Regions from separate parts of the Homo sapiens genome. Here region 2 is linked to region 1. Evidence: chromatin contacts called from ENCODE Hi-C or POLR2A ChIA-PET data. All regions are on one chromosome and are shown on one strand. The core of a region is the stretch at or near the end of the contact, and the rest is flanking DNA. Distances in the headings are between cores, read along the strand shown. Region 1 overlaps TTC33 (tetratricopeptide repeat domain 33). Region 2 has its middle 5.8 kb from the start of LINC00603.

Region 1 (3,655 bases), core at 466-2,965:
CTGGGAATGTAGAAGGTACTAATATAACAGATTTTTTTTTAGACAGTCTTGCTCTGTCACCCAGGCTGGAGTACATGGAGTACAGTGGCATGATCTCAGCTCACTGCAACCTCCACCTCCCAGGTTCAAGCGATTCTCCTGCCTCAGCCCCCCGAGTGGCTGGGACTACAGGCACATGCCACCACACCTGGCTAATTTTTGTTTTTTCGTAGAGATGGGGTTTCACCATGTTGGCCAGGCTGGTCTTGAACTCTTGACCTCAACTGATCTGCCCGCCTCGGCCTCCCAAAGTGCTGGGATTATAGGCATGAGCCACCGCGCCCGGCCTAATATAACAGATTCTATCTACCTCATTTGTCCTACCTTCTCCAAGTCCTGAAGGCAGCAGAGAGCAGCATATAAAGCAAGAAAAGAGGGGACAGATGTAGCATGCTCTTAACACACAGGAAAAAAAAATGGTAATAAAAACAAATTCTATCCTAAGACAAAAGTGGTAAAAATGTAAATTCTTACTTTGTTCCGTTCATTATTTCATATATAGAAATTATAAGAAATCCCAAGACTAGGGGAATGTGAATATAGGTAGAAAAAAACAAAAACATGAGAATTCTACGTTTAGCAGAGGGACCTTAAGAACCTGGATGTTTGAGGTTTCAGGAGTCTTTGACAGCTTTTGAGGAAGGGGCTGAAGGTCTTTGGTCTCTAGAGCAAGGGGTGGCATAGTAAAGGTCCATATAGTAAACATTTTAGGTTTTGTGAACCATACAGTCTATCACAACTATTCAACTCTATTACTGTATCCCAAAATAAGCCATAAACAATGCATTCAAAAAATGGGCATTGCTGTGTCCCAGTAAAACTTTATTTATAAAAACAGGTTGTTTTTATAAATAAAGTTTGCCAACCCTAGATCTACTTGGCCCAACCACTGTTAAAAGCTTATCATATTTGTCAAATTTACTTTTTACTTCCAGTCCTATTTTCTGCCCAACTCAACCAGAGGAAGTTATCACCCCATAGAAGGCATTTGTGGTCATCACTGTGACTTGGAGGAACTAGTGGCAGAGGGTCAGGGATGTTAACATTCTTCAAGGCAAAGAGCAAGCCTGCACAATAAAGAGCTGTCTTGCTGAAAATACCACTAGCACTACTGCTGAGAACAGGATGGCTTATCCCGTCCCCAACCCCACAAAGCTGCTTATGTTCCTAAGCTTAAGTTGTCCCAAGTACGAAATAAACTAAGAGGTTCAAGGTGACAATGACCATCACTAGTTTTTTCTTTTTATTAGGCAGGTATGCATGTGTGCATATACATACAAACAGACATACACACACACACGTGTAAACACAGGCTTACAGATTTGAGAAAAAAGAAAAATGTCCTCTCTTCTCAACTGCACTGTCTTTTATTTTGAAAGCATAACCATTGCTGCCAGCAGAGGCATCCCTCAATGAAATGTGCTTTGTTGCCAACGAGGCCTATAAAGGTTTAAAGGAACAAGTGAGCTGTTTTCCATGCTAAACAAAGCAAGAAATGGTGGGTATTTACTTCACTATCATCAACTTATTCAATTCTTCCCCCTTCTCATTTCTCTTTGGTTTACTTCTGTTGGCCTGCAAACAAAGGGTGGCACCACTTAGTTCCTCCATTTTTAGATCACAGGAAACTTGGCACTGAACAAATCAATAGTCTCTCATAATTTCTGCAGCATATCTCTTAATTCAACTTCAGTTTGGAACAGACTGAACAGACACAGCCCTACTGCAGCTGTTGGATAGGAAGCATTAAAAGATAAAAACTTGGTTTAAAGTCACTGTGGTTAATAAATGACCAAAGTCTGATTCCGCCAGTTTAAGGACAATCTTAACAGTATGCAACTGAAGTAGCACAAGGAAGGAAGCAAAGGGAATAGTTCCATGGACTACAACAGGGCAGGATGAGATAATGCCCTATACTGAGGTAAAGAACAGCTGGTGATCAAGCTAAATAAGTTAGATAGCACACTCATTTACCAAATAGAAATGTCAATGTGTTTAGCTACTTTACTCCCAATTAGACTTCTAATTTACTGTGGCTTTAAATTTAATGAGCTATATAGTTAACAGCTTATTCACTTTATAAATATTTACTGGGCACCTACCCTGGGACAGGTAGAATTCTAGTAATAAGTACTAAGGATGCAGCACCCAACAAGATATAAAAGGTCCCTACTATTCTTCCAGATCTTACTTTCTAAAGTGTATGCATGTTAGAAGGGGACAGGGAAAGAAAGATAACAAACAGTTAAAATATAAGTGCCGTGATAAAAGACAAATGGAGGAATGTGATAGGGAGTGACCAAGTGGCTATTCGGAATGGGCGGTCAAGAAAGGTCTTCCTAGGAACGCATTCAAGCTGAGACCTGAGTGACAAAACGTGGTCAGACAACTGAAAATCTGGAGAAGGTCCATTCCAGGCAAAGGGAAGAACCTGGGGCAGGACCAAACCATGTTTTGTGGAAAGGAAATAAAACCAGAGGAAAGGAAGTCAGAGGTCAGGGAGGTGGGCCGAAGCCATGATCACAGAGAATACAATAAGCCATAGTTATGCATGTGGATTTAATTGTATGTGTGATGAAGAATCCACAGAGTTTTTATACAACAGTGAGACATGAATTATTGATTTACATTTTTAAAAGATCAGTCAGACCCAGAAGAATAGACAGTAAGGGTACAAAAATGTACACAGGAAGGCTAGATATGAGACAACCAAAGTAATTTAGGTATGAGATAACCCTAGATAAGGATAGAAGTGAAAACAGAAAGAGGAAAAAAGATTTACAACACACTGAAAATGTACAGTTGGCTCAACTTGGACTTGGTATGAGTGAAAAAAAGAAAGAAATCCAGGATAATTTGGGTTACCTGGAAAACAGAGCCTGAGGCCAAAGCTTACTGGCTAAATCTTTATTGAGTGGATAGGATCCCACGCAATCAAGAGTGAGGGAAAAACAGAAGTAAGCCATGAAGAAAGAAGAATAAATACAAGGTCTATGTTAAGCTGGCAACAGCTCCACAAACACAGATGATTGTTGATCTGGAGAGCAAAAGGAAAGGAGCAAGCAAAGATTAAAAAGGAGAGGACATGGAGACAAGGACAAGCATGATAGCATGGTGGTGTGGAAGATGAGAGAGCAGTGTATTTAGGAAGACTGTGGTCACCTGTGCTGAATGATGAGAAGCACAATAAATGACAACAGAGAAGTGATGACTGGATTTGACAACATGGAGGTCACTGATAACCTTTACAAAAGCAGTTTCAGTGGATTCATGGGGACAGAAATATGACTGGATGGTTCATCAAGAAATGGAGTTTGTAGTGCAGTGGGAGCAGAGAAATGGCAGAGCATTTGGAGAGAAGCTTTTTAAATGGATGTTATCAGGGTATGTTTGCATGCCAGCAAGAAGGACCGAGAGAAAAGAAGAAACAGATTATATAAAAATGAGAGGACAATTTCAGAACAACGTTCCTGAGAAGGCACAAGGGGATGGGGTCTAGAGTACAAGTGGAGTGGTGGGCCTTTGATAATTACAATGGAATGATGACAGATCATATAGGCACAAATACAGTAAGGTTGGAAGATGTGCTGGTGAGAAAATAAAGTCATTCTACACT
Region 2 (3,655 bases), core at 397-2,896, 690 kb before region 1:
ACGTTTGTGTAGTGTGTGTGTGTGAGACACAGAAGGAGAGAGAAACAGAAAGAGAGAGAGAGACAGAAAGAGAGAGAGAGAGAGTGTGTGTGTGTGTGTGTGTGTGTGCAGAGAGAGAGTACAGAGGAGGGAAAGGAGCAGAGGAGAAGAGAGGGAGGGAAGAGAAGGAGAGGGGAGAGAAAGAGGGGGAGGGAGGCATGGAAAAATACTGATAGAAAATAAAAATTTGTCAGTTTTCTCCAACTATGAAGGAAATTTTTCTTCTTTTTTCTTTCCTTTTTTATTTTAGCAACTAAGTACTTTTATAATCATTTAAAAAAATCTTAATGCCTTTACCTTGAGACATGATGGAAAAATGTTACAGGTACAAAATGTAGAAATTTAACCAGTGTTTAGAATTCTGACCTCAGGAACATGTGTATGACCTATTTTTAAAACCATAGCATTTTTTCTTGGTATGTTTCCGTGATTGGAATCAATTTTGTAAGTGCATGCTACAAAGTGACAAGAATCACTCAATTTTTGTTGTTGTTGTGGATGATTATCAACAATATTCCAGTGGGAGGTACTGTAATTGGTATTGCTCTGTAAAACAGAATTATGCATATAACACGTGTTTGTGAAACCTACTGCATATCCAGCCCAACACAGATGTACTTGCTATACAGACTATTGTTAAGCATATGTTTTGCTTCAGAAGATAAAGCTAAAAGAATAAAAAAAGATAATTTCTGGAAAAAAACATTGTTCAAACAATATAGAACTAAATTATAAAATTTTAGTATAATTTATATGTTGTTTCAAATACAGCTAAATATTTATGAACTAGCAAAGTCAGGTGAAAATTCATGAGGAAGATAGAATGGGTTTTAGCTTTGAAAATGAAGAAGAAAAAGAGGAAGAAGAGAAAGGAAGAAGAAGGAGGAGGAAGAAGAAACGGATATAAATAGAGCATATGCTTACGTGAAGCATTGTGCTTTGCACAGGTTATCTCGTTTAGTCTTCAAAGAGCATTATAAGAAATACAATTTTCTTAATTTTATAGATAAGTAAACCTACCTGTAAGAAAGATAGGATTCCAACCCTGCCACACTGTTTTCAGATTTATTTTATTCTCATTTTCTGCCCTAATTCTAATAATCAGATAATTTTGGGTAAGACCATCAAAGATGATTAATACACACACACACACACACACACACACACACACACACACACACACACACAAACACCCCACCAGATTGCCCAGAATTTCCTTTCCTAATTGACTGTACTGTTCTCTATCCATTTGTCAAGAGTTGGCTGGTTCATCTTGAACACCCTAATATCAAGCATTTGTCGAATTATGAGTAAGACTGCCAAGAATTTTTAAATTGCCAAAAAATCTAAACATGTATCAGAATAAACTGGGAGCTTGTGAAAACTACAGATTCATAGATCTTCAAGCTCCAGGTATTTTCATTTTATTTGTCAAGAAATTTCTTAAAATCTGTGGTTTACAGAAATTCTCACTAACGCAGCCTTGCTAGAAGAGCACTTGAGATTAATAGCTTGTACCTTACCCATGGATCCGTTGTCCCAAGTCTTAGCTAACTCTACTAACATAATCTCTCTCAAGTCATATCATCTCTGAGGCCATTCTTTTATTCACTTCACAGGCAAACTTTTAATGATGACCACCTATGAGTCAGCCACTGTGCCAAACTCTGAAATTTAAAGAAAGTGCCTTCTTTTACAATGTTCATTATTGACAGAGAGAGATAGTGAGCCAAAAAGCACAGTCCAGTAGGTATCAGAGTTGGTTTATGCCTAAGGATTGGAGAGATCATATAAGAGGGACATTGCAATTTCCTGGCTTCCATCACTTTCATTGGCTCTTCCTTTTGGTGTTTCTTCCCATGCAGTCTTCTGGAGGTTTTATTTACATCATTTCATTTAATCTTTACAACACTATCAAAAAGACAAACAGTAGTAATTTCTTAGGATAAGGAAACTATGACTAAGAGGAATTTAAACAATTATCCAAATATATACACCTAAATAATAGAGAGAGCATGCAAAACAACAGCTGTCCAAAAGTAAAAAACTATACCCTTTACACTTTGCAAATTGCCAACAATGTTGAAGAGGTTTATCTCAGAAAGTGAATAGTACAGCCAATCCTTTGTCCCAGGCAACAGCTTGAATTTTAAGCTCTTCTCCGAGTTTGAATAAGTAACACATCCAGTCAATTTGAACAGTGTATGTCTTGCTTGGTGAGCAATGAGTTATTTTACAGTGACTAGAATTCAAAGTCAGACACAGCCTCCTTCATTGTTGGCTCACATTTGCTTTGGCCTCTGGTATGAGTCAAACCACAACTCATGTTCTTTTCCCAGGAAGCCATTTCATTTCCTTTCATTAGAACCTGTGCCCATATTGTTTGCACATTGCTGTTCATAAAATATTTTGTGGTGTATCAAGAAAATAAAATTGCAGATTAAAAGACTGAACTGAAATTATATCATATTCAAGCAAATCCTTCCTCCATAAGGTAAAATATTTGCTGTAGTACTAGTGAATCTTATTTATCAATGTTAAGGTTAAAACTAAGACCTGATTTTAAATCTCACAGCTAGGGTCTACTTTGAAAGAATTAAAAGCCCAGTGAGAGGATCTCATTCTTGTTTATGGCTGAATAGTACTCCATTGTGTGTGTGTACTACATTTTCTTTATCCATTCATCTGTTGATGGATACTTGGGGTGGCTTCCATATCGTGCCTATTGTGAATAGTGCTGCAATGAACATGGAATGCAGACATTTATTTGATATAGTGATTTCTTTAGGTGACACATGTATTTAAATGTAGCATGAGATCAAGATTACATAGCTTTAATGGAGCAAAGTTTAAAACTACCATTCAGAGCTAGCATTTCATCATGGGTATTTGAGTGAAGACAGTGAATCAAGGGAGCATGATCTTGGGGATTAGATTTGAAATTCAAACATTTACTACCACTACTTGAAGAGGGGTAGAGGGAAGACAGTCATAAGGGTTGAAATATAAGTGTTGAGGTATATGAGAACTATGGATTGTGTATGTGCATTTGATTTCCAATTCACCTGCTGTTTTTCATTTTTGTCTCCCGATAATAGACTTTTCCTTCTTGAGATACTGCCACCGGGAATCAAGTAGTAAAAACACACACCACTGGAATCCAGTATCAAAACCACATAAATAAGAAATATATGTGAACTTCTTGCTAATTAGAAAACACTTGGCCAAGCACAGTAGCTCACATCTGTAATCTCAGCACTTTGGGAAGCTGACATGGGATGATCACTTGAGCCCACAAGTTCGAGACCAGCCTGGGCAATGTAGGGAGTTCCCGTGTCTACAAATAATTTTAAAAATTAGCTGTGCCTGGTGGCATGCACCTATGGTCCCAGCAACTTGGGAGGCTGTGGCAGAAGGACCCTCTGAGCCCTGAGCCCAGGAGGTTAAGGCTGCAGTGAGCCGTGATCATGCTACTGCACTCTAGCTTGGGAAACAGAGCAAAATCCTGTCTCAAAAAAAAAAGAAAAAGAAAAGAAAGAAAAAAAAAGAAAAAGAAAAAAGAAAAGAACAGTGTATGTTTAATTTTTAAAATGTACTCCTAACATAGAAAAATTTC

The links. A loop is a pair of places that touch in the nucleus more often than their neighbours do. ChIA-PET counts read pairs that join two places held with the same protein, here RNA polymerase II (POLR2A).
Region 2: a loop to region 1 is called in a map of PC-3, with 5 times the contacts of the local background. The contact joins two enhancer-like sites. A Hi-C loop is called at or near these places in 1 of 168 maps with a recorded cell type or tissue (PC-3). POLR2A ChIA-PET finds 5 or more read pairs at or near these places in 2 of 52 experiments (MCF 10A and activated CD8-positive, alpha-beta T cell).

What each region holds. Positions count from the first base shown.
Region 1 is chr5:40,732,581-40,736,235 of GRCh38, forward strand. All of the region lies in intron 2 of TTC33 (tetratricopeptide repeat domain 33), which reads right to left. It also overlaps a transcript of PTGER4 not described here. Among named protein-coding and RNA genes, the nearest start is that of TTC33, 22 kb to the right of the region's middle. Within about 2 kb of position 1,716, at least 4 of the 41 ENCODE cell types and tissues checked have a DNase peak (open chromatin) inside an H3K27ac peak, as active enhancers do; they include PC-3, where a contact is called at or near this core.
Region 2 is chr5:40,044,690-40,048,344 of GRCh38, forward strand. No RefSeq gene overlaps it. Among named protein-coding and RNA genes, the nearest start is that of LINC00603, 5.8 kb to the right of the region's middle. Within about 2 kb of position 1,647, at least 2 of the 41 ENCODE cell types and tissues checked have a DNase peak (open chromatin) inside an H3K27ac peak, as active enhancers do; they include PC-3, where a contact is called at or near this core.